Regions from separate parts of the Homo sapiens genome. Here region 2 is linked to region 1. Evidence: chromatin loops called from intact Hi-C (ENCODE). Cell type or tissue: heart right ventricle. All regions are shown on one strand. Links, peaks and the distances in the headings refer to the core of each region. The heading gives the core; the rest is flanking DNA.

Evidence for each region. A loop is a pair of places that touch in the nucleus more often than their neighbours do. Peaks named below come from ENCODE experiments on the same cell type or tissue, not always from the same donor. Only the 100,000 strongest peaks of a DNase experiment are listed, where the experiment ranks them.
Region 2: a loop joins it to region 1, with 1.8 times the contacts of the local background. A loop is called at or near these places in 3 of 110 quality-filtered maps.

Annotation. Positions count from the first base shown.
Region 1 is chr2:70,025,459-70,035,308 of GRCh38, forward strand. PCBP1-AS1 (PCBP1 antisense RNA 1) reads right to left here. Exons shown (of 11, transcript NR_033872.1): 7 at 6,675-6,797. It also overlaps a transcript of ASPRV1 not described here. Among named protein-coding and RNA genes, the nearest start is that of PCBP1-AS1, 57 kb to the right of the region's middle. RefSeq lists an enhancer at 3,633-4,504. In heart right ventricle, for the core only: no CTCF peak of the experiment used is centred there; a DNase peak (open chromatin) is centred at 4,783; H3K27ac peaks cover 2,739 bases.
Region 2 is chr2:69,940,941-69,950,790 of GRCh38, forward strand. It overlaps MXD1 (MAX dimerization protein 1), which reads left to right. Exons shown (of 6, transcript NM_002357.4): 6 at 1-2,005. It also overlaps a transcript of ASPRV1 not described here. Among named protein-coding and RNA genes, the nearest start is that of ASPRV1, 16 kb to the right of the region's middle. RefSeq lists an enhancer at 5,543-6,742. In heart right ventricle, for the core only: no CTCF peak of the experiment used is centred there; a DNase peak (open chromatin) is centred at 4,701; H3K27ac peaks cover 1,264 bases.

The DNA.
Region 1 (9,850 bases), core at 722-8,721:
AAGGATGGAGATGACCAGTGTACCCAACATTGCTGTGGTCAAGTTCTGATGTCTCCTTATGGTTCTATCCATGGGGTGGGAGGAAAGGAGGCCACAACAGAGAGTTGGGTTTATGTAGAAAGGATTCTTTTGTGGATCGTGCCAATGATTTACTCCTGGACTGATGCTAGCCCTTAGCAGCCCCTCAGGCAGGTGCTTTGGTAAACCATCTACCTTGCTCAAAGCCTGGAAGGTGGGGTGAGATTTGGAGAGCAGATACTCTCTGTGAACTCCAGCTTCTGCTGACACAAATGGTCTGGAGTAGCCTGACTATCCAGATACACAGATACTGATGCTGCAATGGCTGTGACCATACCAAAGGCCAGGACACTTGACCAGGCATGTCCAAATGCATTAATGGACACAATGGGTTGAAAGAATTAAAATATGGACCATACCAGAAGTTTGTGCTCCTTACCAAAGTCAGCCTCTGGTAAGAATATGGATTGGAATCTAGCATCAGAGAACTAAAAACCTGTAAGGATGAGAAAGAGATGCCACATCATGGGCACTTCCCAGTCATCCTCTAAGATATGGAACAACAGCCAGGCACGGTGGCTCATGCCTATAATCCCAGCACTTTGGGAGGCCAAGGTGGGTGGATTACGTGAGGTCAGGAGTTCAAGACCAGCCTAACATGGTGAAACCTTGTCTCTACTAAAAATACAAAAATTAGTCAGTCATGATGGCGCACGCCTGTAATCCCAGCTACTTGGGAGGCTGAGGCAGGAGAATCACTTGGGCACTCCAGCCTGGAAAACAAGAGTGAAACTCCATCTCAAAATAATAATATATATACATATGGAATGAGAAAAGGATGCTCACTTTCACTACCTTTATTTAACATAGACCTGGAAGTCCTAGCCAGAGCAATCAGAAAAAAAAAAAAGAAATAAAGGGCATCCAGATTGGAAAGGAAGAAGTCAAATTATTCTTGTTTACAACAACCTAAAAACCTAAAGACTCCACCAAAAAACTGTTAGAAGTCAACAAAGAAATTCAGTAAAGTTGCAGGATACAAAACCAACATACGAAAATCAGTAGCATTTCTATACAACAGCAAAGAATCACAAAACAAAATCAAGAAAGGAATTCCACTAACAATAGCAAAAAAAAATAAAATAAAATACTTAGGTACAAATTTAACCAAAGTAAAAGATCTCTACAATAAAAACTATAAAACAATGATGAAAGAAATTTAAGAGGATACAAAAAATGAAAAGATATCTCATGCTCATAGATTGGAAAAATTTATACTGTTAAAATACCCATATTACCCAAAGCAATCTACAGATTCAATGCAATCTCTACCAAAATACCAACGACATTCTTCACAGAAATAGAAAAAACAACCCTAACATTCCTAGGGAACCACAAAAGACCCCAAATAGCCAAAGCAATCCTGAGCAGAAAGAACAAAACTAGAGGCATCGCACTACCTGACTTCAAAACATACTACAAAGCTATAGCAGGCTGGGTGTGGACACTCACGCCTGTAATCCCAGCACTTTGGGAGGCTGAGGCAGGAGGACTACTTGCATCCAGGATTTTCACAACAGCTGGGCAACATAGTGAGATCCCGCCTCTACAAAAAATTTAAACATTAAAAAATTAGCTGGGCGTGATGATGTGCACCTGTAGTCCCAGCTACGCAGGAGGCTGATGTGGGAGGACCACTTGAGCCTGGGAGGTCCAGGCTGCAGTAAGCCAAGATCCTGGCCACTGCACTCAGCCTGGGCGACAGAGCAAGACCCTGTCTCTCAAAAAAAAAAAAAAAAAAAAAAAAAGCGGGGGGTGGAGCAGGATGTAAGTTAGTATAGCCACTGTGGAAAGTAGTATGAAAGTTCCTCAAGAAACTAAAAATATATCTACCATATGATCCAGCAATCCTACTGCTAGGCATAATACATACAAAAGAAAGGAAATCAGTATATTAAAGAGATATCTGCACTCCCATGTTTACTGCAGCAGCAGTCACAATAGCCAAGATGTGGAATCAACCTAAGAGTCTATCAACAGAAGAATGGATTAAAATGTGGTATATATACAAATACAGCCTAAAAAAGAATGAAATTCTGTCATTTGCAGTAACATGGATAAAACCAAGGCCATTATGTTAACTGAAATAAATCAAGCACAAAAAAGGTGATCTCATGGAAGTAGAGAGTAAAATGGTGGTTACTACAGGCCAGGAAGGGTAGGAGAGAGACTGATGAGAGGTTGGTTAATGGTTACAAACATATAGTTAGATAAAAGGAATAAGTTCTAGTATTCAATAGCACACAAGGGTGACTACAGTTAATAATCTGTCATGTTTCAAAATAACTAGAAGATTTAGAATGTTACCAACACAAAGGAATGACAAGGGTTTGAGGTGATGGATATGCTAATTAACCTGATTTGGTCATTATACATTGTATGTATCAGAATATCACATGTACCCCCATAAGTATGTTCAATTATGTAGTCAAGAAAACCCTACAGGGTAAGAAAGAGGTGCCACATCATGGGCACTTCCCAGTCCAGGGTACTGTAATTAAAGGTCCCTAAGAAAGGTCCTCAGATCCTCCAACATATCTAGTGAAATGATACCTAAAACCCATAATTAGAACTCTCGCTTCCTTTCACTGCAGTTCCACTAGGTTGGGCCACATTGGGTGAGGCTGGGTGCAGCTAGAACCAGCATTATTCTGAGCTGTTGGCACTCTTTTCCACCCCAATACAGATGAAGATACTGAGAACGGAGTGTGATGGGGTAGGTGTGGAAATAGATGGAAGTAATGACGAGAAGACAACTTTCTAGTATTACCCACAATTGATTCATTTCAGGTCTCTCTCCCATGAACCCCACTGAACTTATTTGCGCTGAGTCTTTGGAAATTAGCAAGCACCTTCTTCAACGTACTCACCCCTCCATGCCACCTGAGACCTAGGAAATAGGGTGCTCTCTGCATGGGCTCTCTGATGGCTCAAGGGCTATAAATTATGATGTGATTAACTCAAAACCTTCCTCTCTGGGTGCCTCTGGAGGTGACATAGTAGGAACCCTGGTGCTGTGGTTTGAATGCATCCACCAAAGTTCATGTGTTGGAAACTTAATCCCCAATGCATCAGTGTTGAGAGGTAGGATCTTTAAGAGGTGATTAGGTCATGAGGGCTGTGCTCTCACAAATAGATTCATGTCATAGTCACAAGACTGGGTTCCTGATAAAAGGATAAGTCTGGCCCCCTCCTCCCTTGCGCATGTATACTTTCTTGCCCTTCTACATTCCACCATGGGATGACGCAACAAAAAATAGCCAGGCGTGGTGGCACGAGCCTGTAGTCCCAGCTACTCGGGAGGCTGAGGCAGGAGAATCATTTGAACCCAGGAGGCGGAGGGTGCAGTGAGCTGAGGCCGTGCCACTGCACTCCAGCCTGGGCGACAGAGAGACTCCGTCTCCAAAAAAATAAATAAATAAAATAAATTCTCCTTCCCAAAATATCAACCCTGGCACCTAAACTTCCACCACCAGAGAGGCCCTAAAGTTACTCAATGGCTCTCTGTTAAAATACAAATATCCCTCAACTCAGAGTAGGGGGTAGGGGACTGGTGTGATGTCATTCGAGAGCAAACCCATTGTAAGCCTGCAATTTCTGTATCTGGGGCTTAGGAGTGGCAATCCAGCAGAAAGAGGATTGGGGCAGGGAAGTGGCAGGTAATTACATTGAATATTTATTTGGAATAACTTTGGCCAAGGGACTGACAGAAATTTGGGATGCTAAAGACATATAAGTGACGCCCTGACTACCATTCCAGCAAGAGAAACAAGCTGAGTGCAAAGACATTGGCAATAAAAACAAAAACAAAAACAGGAGTTCGGCCAGGCACGGTAGCTCACACCTGTAATCCTAGCACTTGGGGAGGCTGAGGTGGGTGGATCACAAGCTCAGGAGATTGAGACCATTCTGGCCAACATGGTGAAACCCCATCTCTGCTAAAATACAAAAAATGAGCCAGGCGTGGTGGTGCGCACCTGCAGTCCCAGCTACTCAGGAGGCTAAGGCAGGGGAATCACTTGAACCCAGGCAGCAGAAGTTGCAGTGAGCCGAGATTGTGCCACTGCACTCCACCCTGGTGACAGAGCAAGACTCCGTCTCAAAAACAAAACAAAACAAAATAGGAGTCCTGGACTTAGTGGAGGACATCAGATTCAACTCCCTCCCCTACTTGGCCACTTTGCTTGTCAGAAGCAGGTAAGCACACCAAGGCTGAGCTAAGAAATATCCACAAGGGGTCTTGTGTCCTCAGAATTCTCATCAAGGACCCCTCCCTAGAGGAGGCTGAGGAGGGAGTACAGGTCCTTGGGCCACAAATGGTGGGAGAAAGGCACAGTGAATTGTGAGCTGTCTTATCCAGTCACATGATCTCTTTTTCTCCCTCCTCCTCTGGTCTCTCCCTCTCCACCCTTCCCCTCCCTTTGCTCTGTTTTCAAGATTTGGTTAAAATAGATGCAAACTCCAGTCTTTTCTATTTTTAATACCGAGCCATTACATAATCCACACAGTAATTGCTGACTTGAAAAACTATTGGCAACATTAGAAAATCCCCAGAGTTTTAAACAGGAAAAGGATTACTACAGCACAAAAGCCTTTGGTAGTTTCACTGACTAGTAAACCATTGGTAATCGTCACTTGCCAGTGGAAGTCACATGGGCCCTGGGAAACACTCCCCTATCTCAGGGAAAGCAGGCTGGGGGAAGGGATGAAATGCAGCCTCAGCTGGGAGGAGGAGGCTGCTGGTGGGGTGGTGTGCTGAGCTCTGAGTGGGGCTCCAACAAGTGACCTCCAGCCAAAAGTGCTGAAGGAGTGAGCTTCAGGTTGTCCTCGGGCCACCTTTTACTGCTTTTGTTTCTTGCTAGGGAATGAGTGAAGTCTCCAGCGGCCCAGTCCTTTCCCTCTCGGTTTCCCACCTTCCTACAGCCTCCAACATATTCCTGTAAGAGCCTGAGGGAGGGTGGACTACTCCAGTTAAATAGATTTTATAAAGACACAGGAGCAGGGAAGGCTGCCTGTTTATCACAAAGACCTAATCCACTCCTCTGCAAGGCTTTCCAGACATTAGGCCAGAACCACACTATTTAATTCTTCAATAAAATGATCCAATGAAAGTTTAAGAACCAGTGGTTTGGTTTACAACCAAGCAGAAGTTAATTATCTAATTGAGACAAAATTCTCTGTATGTGTATGTGTGTTGGGAGTGTGGGCAGTGTATAAGATACAGAGGGGACAGGGACTACTCTCCCTGATTTTGCCACTTCTGCCACAATCCTAACCCCAATAATCAAGGAGGATCTGAATAACCACATGGCCATTCATTCAATAAACATATGCTGAATGCCACATACCAGACTAGGTGCTGGGGATGCAACACAGCAAAATCACTGCCCTGCTAGAACTGCTAGGTCAGTGAAGGAGAGACATTAATCAAAATATTACATAAACATATCATTACAATGATAATGAAGGCTTATGAGGGGAAGGTACAGGGCACTAGGAGCATTTAGAATAGGGGTATCGGATTGGGTCTGAGGGTTCCTAGATTATCCTTAGGACTCCAGGGTTCTTTTAAATCAGTACCCCTTCTTCTTCCCCTCACCCCACTCCTTCCTTGCTTCCTGTAGTTAATATTTACTGGTTTTTTTCTATGAGGAGGATAATGCCAGGTTCTTCACATGCATGATCTCATGTGATTCTCATGACAAACTTACAATTCAGCACTTTATGACAAAGGATTTGCTGAGAAAGGCTGATCCACATTTTGCAAGGAGAACTATATAAAATTTATGGCACTGATTAGTTAAAACTCTTCTGGCTGCAGGTGGCAAAATTCCACATCAAATTTTCAAAAGGAGGGGTAAAAAAAGGGAAAACCTGAGGGCTGGGTGCAGTGGCTCACACCTGTAATCCCAGCACTTTGGGAGGCCGAGGCGGGCGGATCATGAGGTCAGGAGATCAAGACCATCCCGGCTAACATGGTAAAACCCCGTCTCTACTAAAAATACAAAAAATTAGCTGGGAGTGGTGGTGGGCGCCTGTTGTCCCAGCTACTTGGGAGGCTAAGGCAGGAGAATGGCGTGAACCCGGGAGGTGGAGCTTGCAGTGAGCCGAGATTGAGCTACTGCACTCCAGCCTGGGCGACAGAGCAAGACTCCATCCAAAAAAAAAGAAAACCTGGGCTCATGTCAATGAAATGATGAAATGTTCAGGGTTAGACTAGCTTAAGGCACAGTTAGATCCAGGTGCTCCAAAGATGTCATGTGGCCTTCATCTTGCTCCATCTCACAGCTCAGCTTTTACTTATGCTTGTTTCATTCTCAGGCAGCGTTTCCCTCAGGGTGGCAAGATGGCCCTCAGCAGCATAAGGCTTACATTTTACAGGCTTGGGAACCCACCTGGAAAAGAAATGAGGTCACTTTCTTAACAGTTCCAACAGAAATCCAGAGTCGTGATTGGCCTGGATTTGGAACCATGCCCACGTCAATTGCTATTCTCTGACCACAGTCATGTGTCCTCCAAGGGACTTATCCCACCAGAATCTGGTCTGAGAGTGGGGAAGGATGTGGTACCCAAAAGGAAAATCAAAGTGTTCTTACCTAAGAATGGAGACTGCATGCTGGGCAGTCAAAGCCCACTGATCTCTATCGTCCTCAAAGTTTGGAATTACAGTGGATGTTAAGACTACGAGATAAATTCTTCTATCAACCAGGTCCTCCTCCCTAAGGAATGAGCAAGAGTGGTTTGTTCAGTGTGGCACTAGCTGCATTCACTCTGGTCCTCCCTCAGCTGCTCAGACACCTTGGCTTAGGATAGTGATTGGAGTTAATATTTGCTTAAGACCAAGTGTGGTGGCTCACAATTATAATCTCAGCATTTTGGGAGGCTAACACGGGAGGGCTGCTTGAGCACCAGAAGTTCGAGATCAGCCTAAGCAACCTGGCGAGACTTGGTCTCTACAAAAAAAAAAAAAAATGATCTGGCCATGGTGGTATGCACCTGTAGTCTCAGCTACTCAAGAGGCTGAGGCAGGAGGATTGCTTGAGCCCAGGAGGTTAAGGCTACAGTAAGCCATGATTGCACTACTGCACTTCAGCCTGGGTGACAGAGTGAGATCCTATCTCAAAAAAATTTATTTTGCTTAGGTCCTTGCTGAGAGCAGTCTTCAAGTCCCAAGACTTTGTGTAAGACTTTGCCCAACCTCTTTACCCCTAATGATATATCCTACTCAGCAATGGTGTGGCTGAGGAGGCTGCAGCTCTCCGACTTTTTTAACTAGCATCCTCAGGTTCTGTGTAACTCATAAGGCAGGAAGAGTATAACAAAGTCCTTTGTTGGGAAGTTTGCTGTCCCCCTTTGGAGTCTGAATAGAGAGAGGAATAACATGATGGTTCCTGAAGCATACACAGAGCAGGATCTTGGGGACCACTGTTAAACACTGTATGAGTTACACAGCACTACAGCAATCAGATATCAGCTACAACCACCCTGTCCTTGGGCATGTTTTAAAAACTCCCTGAACCTCCCTATCCCAAGTTCTATGAGAAGTCCAAAGGCCTTCCCAGAATTTCTGCAAATCCCAGGAGCTAATGCTCTTCATAGTCCCTTTGGCTCTGACTCCATTTCTTGCTGGACTTCTTATCTCACTCACTTCTCACCTCCTGAGGCGGATCTCTTCCTCTGCTCTAAGCTGTCCCAGATACAGGACTCAGTCCCCCTTTTCCATGCTTTATCAAACAGAAAACACACACACACACACACACACACACACACACACACACATATATGCACTCACTCAAAACACTGTGTGCCCATCAGACTTTCCTGAAGGTATGAAAAGACTGAGGGGTTATTACCACACTGCTTGGCCCCTTTATCCTCTTCAAATGCTTCTCACATTGTGTTTGTGTATTAGGGCGGGAGAGAAATCCCCCTTACATTATTCAAAACAACTTAGCTCTCCACTCCCTTTTCTCTGACTTCCAATGACCCATAGCTGGAGTCACCCATAGTATGAACCATCCACTCCAGGTTCTACCCTTTCTACCCTTGATCAGCACCGAGGAACAAAAAGAAGTTTTGAACTTTCACTCACTACCACCATTCTGTAGTGGTAAAGGGAATGGAATAATTTTTTCCCCTATGAATATGAATTAAGCCACCCCTCTTTAGAAGAAGAACTGGCCACAGCCATTTTTTGTTTTAAATAAATTTCTATTATATCTCTCTATATCAACTCTCCAGCTCTAAGTAAAGCCTATGTAACAAGCCTGAAACAATTCCCATACACTCACTGGCAGTCTTCTGACACTGAGAATGTGATTAAGGAAAGCAATGCTGGCCGGGCGCGGTGGCTCACGCCTGTAATCCCAGCACTTTGGGAGGCCGAGGCGGGCAGATCACGAGGTCAGGAGATCAAGACCATCCTGGCTAACACGGTGAAACCCCGTCTCTACTAAAAATACAAAAAATTAGCCGGGCGAGGTGGTGGGCGCCTGTAGTCCCAGCTACACGGGAGGCTGAGGCAGGAGAATGGCGTGAACCCCGGGGGGTGGAGCCTGCAGTGAGCCGAGATCGTGCCACTGCACTCCAGCCTGAGCGACAGCGAGACTCCATCTCATAAAAAAAAAAAAAAAAAAAAAAAGGAAAGCAATGCTTCTGTCCCTAAGACACTGGCTATCTTTTATTTATTTATATGTTTTTTGAGACGGAGTTTCGCTCTTGTTGCCCAGGCTGGAGTGCAATGGCATGATCTCAGCTCACTGCAAACCCTGCCTATAATCCCAGCACTTTGGGAGGCCGAGGCGGGCAGAACACCTGAGGTCAGGAGTTCAAGACTAGCCTGGCCAACATGGTGAAACCCCCGTCTCTACTAAAAATACAAAAAATTAGCCAGGCGTGGTGGCGCATGCCTGTAGTCCCAGCTACTCAGGAGGCTGAGGCAGGAGAATCACTTGAACCCGGGAGGTGGACGTTGCACTAAGCAGGGATTGCGCCACTGCACTTGAGCCTGGGCGACAGAGCGAGACTTTGTCTCAAAAAAAAAAAAAAAGAAAGAAAATCAGATTTTATTTTGAAAAGCAGGTCCAATACTTAAAGAACCTGGTGGGAAATCCTTCTGTGGTATGATACCACTGCCCACAGACACCTCCAATATAACTGTTAGATCATCTGTATGAGACCAACAATTCTCCCAAGGCAGGATGTGGCGGTTGCTGTCAGGAGCTTCTTCCAAAGCACTAACATTCCTGCCCCCACAGACCCTCTGAAGAAGGTAGTCTCTTCTAATCCTTACCCAGTCAGAATTATGGGCTTTGAGTTGGTGTGCTAAGGGTAAAAAGGCGGCCAAGAATACTCACCAGGAAACACAGGCAGGACCAGGTGACAGGCCCCAGACCCCAGTCCCTCTGGAGCCAGAACCAGCACCTCCCAGTTTGCTTTACCCTTGTAGAGAGTGTAACTTCCAGCAGGGCTAAAAATCACAAATGGCATACAGCCAGAGGGCAGGGCCAGGCTGTGTAAGCAAAAACCAGAGATGTGCCAGAGAAGTTCCGGATTTAGAATCCAAGCAATGAGAAGGAAGGGAGGTGAAGAGCCTCCTACAGCGGACCTATAAAGTAGGGGCCCTCTCTGGGCGAGATCCAGGTTGCCAGTAGGAAATCTCCCACCTCCATGAGCCTCCTCAATTGTTCCAGGGACTCTCAGCAGCCTGATCTTTTAGGAGGAGAGATCCAGTGACTGGGACTCAAGTGATACCAGCTTACCAGTTCTGAAA
Region 2 (9,850 bases), core at 571-8,570, 85 kb before region 1:
CACCAGCCTGACTGCTAAGAGCTATAGTCTTTTTAGTTGTTTTGTCTTTTTAAGCAAGATGAAAACCTTTCTATTAGGGATTTTGGGGTTGGGAGGGGATGGGCAGAGATATAAACCCCAGCCTTTAAGACTTTGACAATTGTACGTAAATACAGATGTGTATAAATATAGGCACATGCATATTTTTATGTGAAAGTTGATTTTAAAAAACTAAAAAAATCTAAACTGCACTCTTATTGATACCATCATAACGCAAGTGGGAAAAATAAGAGTACGCAGTCTAATTTAATTTCATGCAGTGGGAAAATATATATGTGTGCTTCTGTAACATCCTGAAAACATAGCTTTCCATCCCCTGTTGGCTTTGAATGGTGGGCCGAGCACCCAGGTCGTCTGTATTTTGGTTTTCTTTTGCTAAGCAGAGATCTTGAATTCTTCAAGGTGCTGATAGCAACTGCTGGCTCCTTTCTGTAGTCACACACCTAATGCTAGTTTAGTGATTCAAAATGCATCACATTTTTAGGCAGGACCTAGATTTTCCCTGTCAACCTAAGATGAAAATAATTTCAGTGTTGATTCAGAACTGAACATTAAGTAGGCCCTCGTCCTGCAGTTGGCCACTTGAGTGTTTTGTTTTGTTTTTATTTTTTAAGGTGGGCATTTTCCTTTAACCTCTACTTTTTCAAAAGCAACAAAGGGGCCTCAACCTGAGTTTCCTATGGGCCTCTCTTCTGCATCCCCAAAGCGGCCAAGAGCAAATCCTGGGGGATAAGAAAAAAGTGTAAACTAGGTAGGATTGTGATGCTCAAAATAACCATCTAGCAATATCTTGGAGCTTGAGAATAGATTTTGTGGGCTTATTTCTTCTTGCCTCTTCCCCATCCTTTCAAGAGAGAACTTATTTTTGAAAAGTATCTATATATACACACACACACACACACACACATATTATTATTTAGGTTTTTATACCATACTGTATTGGCGAGAATACCACTATCATTGTCCTTTACAGTCTATTTCTTCCCCCAAGTCTTGGTCTTTTTTTATTTTCTATTTTTTCATGAACCACACAGGAGACTTTAACATCCTGGTCTTTTCTGTTTCTTCTTTGTTTCCCCAAGTTTGTCTGTCCCCCTTTGCCTTCCCTGAGTGTTGAACATCAGGTAGTAAAAGGCTAAACGCAATTTCTTGCATGTCAATCTATTCTTTTTCTATGTTTGACTCTGATGCAGTGTGTTTAGCGTGTCTAGTAGCTGGCTACTCCTATTTAAAAACTCTTCCTGGTAGAAGACAACCCAAAGACCCTTTTCGATGAGGTGGTTTCTCATTCTACATCCTCTGATCTCTATAGACTGTAGGATGCTTTGCTTTCAAAGATAACTGGGTTAGAGGGTGGGGTGTGCAATAGGTGATTTATCATGGTTTTTTTCATTATCAATATTACATGGATGATTTTCTCAGATTCTTCTGAAAGAAGAAATTGACAGGCACTGCTAGATTCAGCTATTGAATGGCTGAAGAGATTGAGTATTTGACCTTCTCTCAAAATCATAAAGTGAGAATTCATAAGGCACCCAATGTTAAGATTTATCCAGATTTTTACATTTTGATTTCTTCTCTCTGTGGGGTGGCAAGTTGAGGGAGCATTCTTCATTTTAGCTTTTACCTGACAACCAAACTTGCCTTTACCCCATCCCTAGAATTGGTGCTCTTGGAATATTGCTGTTACCATCATTTTTGGGGGGCCATCTTCCTAATGCTACACACAGCCTGACAGGGGAGCAGCAGATGAAAGGGTATGCTATTCTGTTTCCAGATGTTTCTTTATGTAAATATGACGCCAATGTAAATCCTGTGTCAAGATCATAGAGAATGGTGCTTTTTACTACAGTTAGCACATGCATTTTTAGAAACTACTACATGTTTTAGAGAATCTTTGCTGTGTATATGTAAACTGTATTGTTCAACTGTTAACAAATAATAAATTATTTCATTATTAAAGAAATTTTGGTCTTTCTGATGTTTTGTATCACAATTTACCCTTTCGTGGTTGTCCTTGCAGAACTGCGTTCATCAGATTTCTTTTTTTCTTTTAATTTAAGGGAAACTTCACTAGCTAAAAGTTTTCAGCCCTTGGAGCCTGTGATGAGGATTGAGATTGTGTGGCTCCAGTTGAGCCCATTTGTTGATCAGAATTAGCCACAGTCCCACCCTCTCCACTGCCCCATCATCCCACCTACTGGTTTCACCTGCTCGTTGACTCATTCTTGGCTGACTTGCCCTTTGTTTTGGGTGCCTCTAATGATGCAGGCTGTAAGCACTGCCAAGACTTCTGCATCTTTTGAGCAGCCTGTAGCCTGCTGGGAAAGATATGCACACAATTTAATGCAGTGTAATTAGTTGTGGAATAAAGTTGTGTGGGAAAGCTCCATGAGAAGTTAGAGGTGGTGCATTCGAGCTGGGCCCTGGAGGAGGAGTGAGTGTTTGCTGGGAAAGGAGCATTGCTGGGAAGGAGAACATCCAGGGCAGTGAGGCAGGTGCTCAGGCAGAGTCCAGCTTCGTGGGGCTGCGGTGTGGCCTGGACCTGGGGCATGTCAAAGGAAAGACCTTGTGGATTGCACAACTCACTGAGAGGAGAGAGGCATTGGCTGAGGATGTCCGTTCCTTTACATACTAACCCATCTGGTTAGTATACATTTATTCATTCACTGAACAAATACGGCTTGAGTACCTGCTCCATATCAGGCTCCGTCCTAGAGGTGAGGACACATCTAAGAACAGCACACAAACCCCTGCCTCATGCTGCCACCTTTCCAGCGTGAGTCTCATTGGCGCTCAAGTCCTCATCATGGCAAGTTCGCCAAGTGCAGTCTGTCTTCCTGTTTTTGTTACACCAGGAGAGCACTTTTTCGGAGTCAAGAGGAGGAAAAAGTTGTCTTTCTCCTTGTTGACCAATGACTTCTTGTTCTAAAAACCACCTAAAATTTTTGAAAGGTTTTTAAGTTAACTGCATTGGCATTCTGCCTGCAGGTCTGATGAAAAAGGAACTTCCTGGTACTTCTACTTTGGAAAGTGGCCTGCCTTGTCTGCTTTCTCCAAAGAGTAGGGGTGGCAGCTGGGCCCTTTTAGGATGTGAGATTCTAGGATCCATCACTGTGGACAAGCCCCAAATGGAACCCACCTAATAGTGCATTGGTCACAACCTCAACAAAAGCTACGTTCTCTAAAGCATCAGGATCCCTTGTTTACTGTGGTTGCGGAGAGGAAGCTTTGAACTGTAGATAATTAGAAAGACAGCTTTCACATAAAATAGCCTCCCCCACAAGATGACAAATCTTATTTCCGAAGTTTCCTGACTTGTTCACAGTAGCTGGATGAAAAAATGTCACTTGTTATGCTGTATGGGCCCATGTCATAACGAGGGTCAGCCCACATTTACTGAGTGCTAAGGGCTGGGTGCGCCACTGCAGGGCCTCCGTGAACCTTCACATTGGCCCCGGGAGGGGAGCGCTAGCATTATCCAAACTTCACAGGTAAGGAAGCTGAGGGAGAGAGAAGTGAGGCATTTTGCCCCAAACCCACAGAGCTAGTGAGGGGTGGGACTGGAAGCGTCAGCAGCCGGGCTGCTGAGCCCCACACTCCCTTGCCCCAATTTTTGCAAGAGCTGTGCCAAATTGTCATCAGTCTTCCATATACGGCATCTTTTCCTTTTTAAGCCTTTGAACGAGGCTACCTATTTTCTTTGGAGGGGACCTTATATTCCAGACAGTGGAGCAGAAAAATGGGAATTCACAATACAATTACTAGGCCATGGCTGTCCTCTCAATCTCAACTTCCCTCTGTGCCTATTGTGAAGAAGGACCCCCCCTCCTCTACTGCTGATCCTCCTGGGGATCTAGTGGGAATAAACCAGCATGCTCTCAAAGGAAGACACTCTCTCTATCCCATGTCGTCTTGGTGGCGAACCCCGTGACATCACTTATTTATTCAACCAGTATTTACCGTACATGACTTCTACTTAGGCCCTGGAGTCCCCATTACCCAGTGCAGCTTTGACTCACCTCTTCGATGTCACTATGACCTAGATGAGGAGGGCCACACCAAGGCTCTCTGCCAAGAGACTATGGAAGGCCCATTGCCCACTTAGGCCTTCCCATCAATAAAGGACACGTAGGCCTGTCGTCCCAGCTGCTCTGGAGGCTGAGATGGGAGGATGGGCGCCCAGGAGGTCGAAGCTTCTTTGAGCTATGATTGTACCACTACACTCCAGCCTGGGCGACAGAGAGAGACCCTGTCTCAAAAAACTAAAACTAGAAAAACAAACCCTCGTAATCTGCACATGCACCCCCTGAATCTAAAATAAAAGTTGGAATTATTTTAAAATATATATAAAAGTAAAGGACATTCAGCTTCCAGTGGCCAAGGGTCCCACAGGCAGGGTCTCTGCAGGAAGTATTGTTCAGGGCTCAGCCCAAACTGGGTGGCGAGGCAGCTCCCTGCCCACTCTGTTCCATGCAGAATTCTGGAGTCATTGCCTCTGCGAGTGTCCTTGTGGAGACTAGATGAGGTAGATGTGGCTGCTGGCTGCTGGCTGGGTTGAACATGTTGCCCAGAGGAAAGGGAAGCTTTGTGTTGGGACAGAGTGACTAACCCACTTTCAGGCAGACGGCAGGGCAGGCTCTAACTGGCTGAAGCTTCCGGGAGCCTCCCCGGCTGTGGGTGAAGGCAGCGTGTCTGGTGAAGGCAGGCTAGGGATGTAATGGGACAGGCGAACCATCTTATCCAAAGGGATGACCACAGGAAGAGCCAGGACGGAGGCCAAGGGCATGCACCTGAGGCCAGGTCTGAGCGGGTGGACTGGGGGTATTGGAGCTAGAGAGGCCCACTCAGGCCCTGGAGAAAAGGGCAGGGGCTTTTCTAGGATGCTCTTGGCCTTGCCTGGGGGCAGAGGTGAGGAAGACAGTCAACGCAGGGAGCTCTGTGTCAGAAATACGTCTGCCTTCAAAGAAAGCAGCCATCCTGGAGGAGAAGGCACCTGGGAGGGCCTTAGGGATAGGGGAAAGAGAGAAAGGCACTGGCCAACCAACACCATTGGCCAGCCAGACAGCCGGGCTGGGTGACACCTGGAGATAGCCCCCAGCCATGCACAGGGACCAGTGGGCGTGGGAGAACCAGTATCTGTTTAGTTACAAGCAGAACATCCAACACACTCGCCTTGCCACGCTGATACTGTCATCCCCCAGAAGGCGGAAAAAACCATTGCTGTGAAGCATTCGAGCCAGTAATGACCAACAGAGACCAATAGGCTGGCCAAGTGGAAATAGAAACTCAGGGGGAGTGCCCATGTCCCCTAGGTACCCCGGAAGGTGGTCCTGGGTGATGGTCACGTGCACAGACTCTGGTCAAATGGAGCTAAGGGTCGATGCCAACTCCACCCTTAACACCCTCGGTGACCCCAGGCAAGTATCTGGGACTCTGCTGACCCGGTCTGTAGAGTGAGGATAATAACAGCATGTACTTCCCAGGGCTGCTAGGGGGATTAAGTAAGGTAAAGTATGCAAACAGCTTTTCCCCATGCCTGACATGCAGAAAGCATTCAGTACATATGAGCAATTATAATCATTTTCCCAGCCAAGGAGAGAACGTTCGAACACTGTCTGGCATGTGACTTGGATTTTCAGAATACAAAATTCCAACACTCAGAGAAGAAATAAGCTTGGAAGGGAAAATTACATTAGAGGGTGGGGAAGTGTTCAAATATGTCATTCTGACTGTGCTGTTTAGACAACAAACAGTAGGCAGGAAGTGGTTAAACCGAAAGGGGGAGCAGAGGGTGACTCAGGGACAGAATGTGGGCATTGACAGTGGAGGGGTGGCTATTTTCCAGGTAGTATCTCACCTATGTGCTGTTCGGAAGGTCAAAACGACCCTAAGACCCCGCCAGCCCTACAGGGCAGTTCCTCTCATAGAGAGACCAGATCATACAGAGGTGGCTCAGAGAGAGAGACAGAGGGAAGCCCTTGCTAAAATGCCCATATGTTGCAAGTATCTCATCAGAAGAGGCCAAATGACTTCAGTTCCCGCATTCACACGTACCTTTGCACTGCAAATTCAGAACAACCGTAGGTAGAGCTCTACCCAGACGGGGACAACTCCACACTTCAAGTATGACCTCTGAGCAACTGCAGAGGTTGTGATGATTCTTGGCTACTTTGCAGTTAATAACTTTGGTCAAAGAAGCTACCAGTCAATGCAGACTAGCACAGGGCATGGAACAGTGTGTGGCCCAGAAGAGGTATCAGTGGAAGAGTAAAGAGATAATCAGGATGGAACCTGGCCCTGCTTTCTTGTCACCACACTTTATAATGTTAGGGAAAAGTATTCTTTTGGAACTCATTGCAGCAATCCCATTGCTTTCCCCTGAAAAACAGGTGTGTTTACCTCAGGGAAACAGTGAATCATGCAACAGATCATCTTTCTCTTCTCCCTTTGGCTGTCAGGAAACTCAGAGCCAAATTCACACTTCACCTTTAGTAATTTTGTGAGAACCTGTAATGTGCATGTTTGTGACCCAGTTTCCCCTTAGTCTCTTCTCTGGCCTTGGCTTTTACTCAACATCTTTCCTATTTTAGTATTTGTAATTTTGGAAGTTACTTCCGATCCACCTTTGTAGAGAACAAGAGGATACTGCCATGCGGAATCACAGTGTAAAATAAAAAATGCTTTTGCAAGCAGACGGAAGTGAGGTTGACTAAGCAGGAGTGAGGTTATTGGGGTCAAGGGTGTGGAGAGGGAAGGTGAATGTGAGGGGTTTTTGGTTTTTTTGTTTGTTTGTTTGGTTATGGAAACAAACTTGCCAAGGACTAGGAGGGTGGTGCCCCAGGGCTGGAAATAATCCCTCCTGTCTAGAAGAACTGGGGCTCCTTTGGGGATATCCGCAGAGGCCAGAGGCAGTGGCAGTGCTGACCTGGGTCTGATTCCCCTGCCAGAAACAGGAAGGAATGCCACCCTTTCTCCTCAACTGGAGAAAGTTCGTTGGATTGCAAGTAAATGAGAATAGTGGTTCTATGGAACTAGCTTTGAATCGGATGTTACAGATTTTTTAGGAGTAAGCCAGAGAGACAGAGGGAGACCCCGTCTCTCAAAAAAAAAAAAAAATTAGCCGAGGTAGTGGCCTGTGCCTGTGGTCCCAGCTACCTGGGAGGCTGAGGCAGGAGAATTGCTTGAGCCCAGGGAGGTGGAGGCTGCAGTGAGTCACGATTGCACCACCGCACTCCAGCCCGGGCCACAGAGTGAGACCCTGTCTCAAACAAACAATCAAAATTAATCGCTTGCAAATTTCAGTATTTTATTACACCATCCTCGGCCCCACCAAGGTTTGATTAGCAGAGACAGGTCACGGCAGGAAGCTGTCCAGCGGCATGAAGGGGACACTGTCCTCAGCCTGTTCCACTCAACGTCAATACATCCATTTGCAGTCGGGTATGGATGGCACATTCTCTACATCTAGGGATGACCCCGTGGTTGCCAGATGGCACTGAGGGCCTGACAGAACCAGGATCCAAAAGTGCTTGACAGGCCGCAGTGGGGGCAGCTTGGACCAGATGCCTTTAGGAGGGATCAGTGGAGGCTCCGGGCTGGCTGGGAAGGCTTGCAGCCACGGAGGGCGGTGCTGAATACCGCAGCTCGCCCTGGAGGAAAGGGGGCTGGCTGCTCCTACAGAGTGGAGCCCTTTGGTCTCAGGAAGAGGCCCCGAGGGAGGGGGCTGCCCTGCCTCCGGGGCCACCGGACCCCACGGAAGCCTCCGAGGTCCTCTCCCTGTCTCCCGCTCTGCCCACGCCCCCCGCCTCCCCTGTAAATCCTGCCCTCCCGCGAATGCCGTCCGGCTGACAGCACTCAGGCCTCCCCCGCGGCGGGTCCCCACCTGATCAGGCCCTGTCTACACCCCACCCCTCTCCTCACTCTTCCCTGGACACCTGGGGGCCCCCACTTGGGGAGCCTGCCTGGCCGCTCCCCCCGGCACCTCGCGGCGGACTGCGCTTCACTCAGGTCTCAGTGCAAACGTCCCCGTGTCCTTGAGGACCCCCGACTCCACCTGTATAAAATCGCAGCTCCCTGGTCACTTTCTATCCGCTGTCCGCGCAGTGATGCATTTCACTTTCTCTTATCACCACATGACACCTTGTATTTTACCTGCTTGATGTTCACACGGACCTCTGCCGGAGCAGACCCTGCAGGCCCCCTGCGGCTCTGACCCAATGCCCAGGACCATGCCTGTGTGTGCTCAGCGATGGCCACTTGGGGATGGATGGGCGAATGAATGAATGAATGAATGAATGAATGAATGAACGAATGAACGAACGAATTAACACTTTTTAAGAGAGACAGAGGAGAACTTTAGGCTCAGAGCTAAGGCAGGACAAGAGTCTCCAGTATCATATGGCCCCAAGCAGAGGTGATGAAACACAGCCAGTGAGGTTTTTACTAATCACTGGCCTTGATCACCATCGGAATTGTACAGTACAGTGAGGGCCACAGAAAATACCCGGGTTTTGGAAAAATCCAGGTGACTGGTTCAAAAACAAAAGCAATTGGACAGAAAACAATTTGGTTGAGAACAAGCTGCAGAGGAAACAATTCAGCCCAAAGGACAATTTGGTCTAAAAGTATACTCCACATTATTTTTCAAAAATTAGAATTTTAATGCAGCATGAAGGTGAATTGCATCGTTTTGTGCCTTTTCAAGTATTTTGCTTACATTTCGGCATATTTAGTTTTACCCTGGGCTTTAAATTTCTAGTTAATTTTTTAGTTAACTATTTTCATTCTGTTCATTTTTAATGTTTTTTATCATGATTTGGCACATGCATATGTATTTGTTTGTTTGTTTCTTGAGACAGAGTCTCACTCTTTCGTCCAGGCTGGAGTGCAATGGCACGATCTCAGCTCACTGCAACCTCCGCCTCCCGGGTTCAAGCGATTCTCTTGCCTCAGCCTCCCGAGTAGCTGGGATTACAGGCGTCTGCCACCGTACCAAGCTAATTTTTGTATTTTTAGTAGGGATGGGGTTTCACTATATTGGCCAGGCTGGTCTCGAACTCCTGACCTCAGGTGATCCACCTGCCTCAGCCTCCCAAAGTGCTAGGATTACAGGCATGAGCCACTACACCCGGCCAGCACATATAGATGTAAAAGTGCATAAAACATAAAGGTGCTGTTTAATAGTTATTATAAAGTAAGCACCCAAAAAAACACAACTGGTGAAGAGCCAGGACATCACTGGCCCCCAGGTACACCTGAGTGTCCTTCCCAACACAGCACCCTTTTTAGCCCTGAAGGACACAGCCACCCTGCTGCTGGGGTAACCGTGTCCTTTTTGCCTTTGTCCTCTTGCCTCCTAAGAATGCATCTCTAAGCCTGGGCTTTAGGTTTGACAATCTGTTTGAGAATACTACACAAATGAAATCATATTGTGTATGTTTTGTGTCTGACTTCTTTCATTCAACACTGTGACGTTCGTTTTTCTTGTGTGGTTGCAGTACATTCCTTTTCATTACCATACTGTGAGGTTTATAACAGCAAAATGTTGGAAACAATCTAAATGTTAAAAAATAGGGGAGGCTGGGCGCAGTGGCTCACCCCTGTAATCTCAGCACTTTGGGAGGCCAAGGCGGGTGGATCACTTGAGGTCAGGGGTTCCAGACCAGCCTGGCCAACATGGTGAAAACCTCGCCTCTACTAAACACACAAAAATTAGCCAGGCATGGTGGCTGGCGCCTGTAGTCCCAGCTATTCTGGAGGCTGAGGCTGGAGAATCACTTGAATCCAGGAGGTGGAGTTTGCAGTGAGC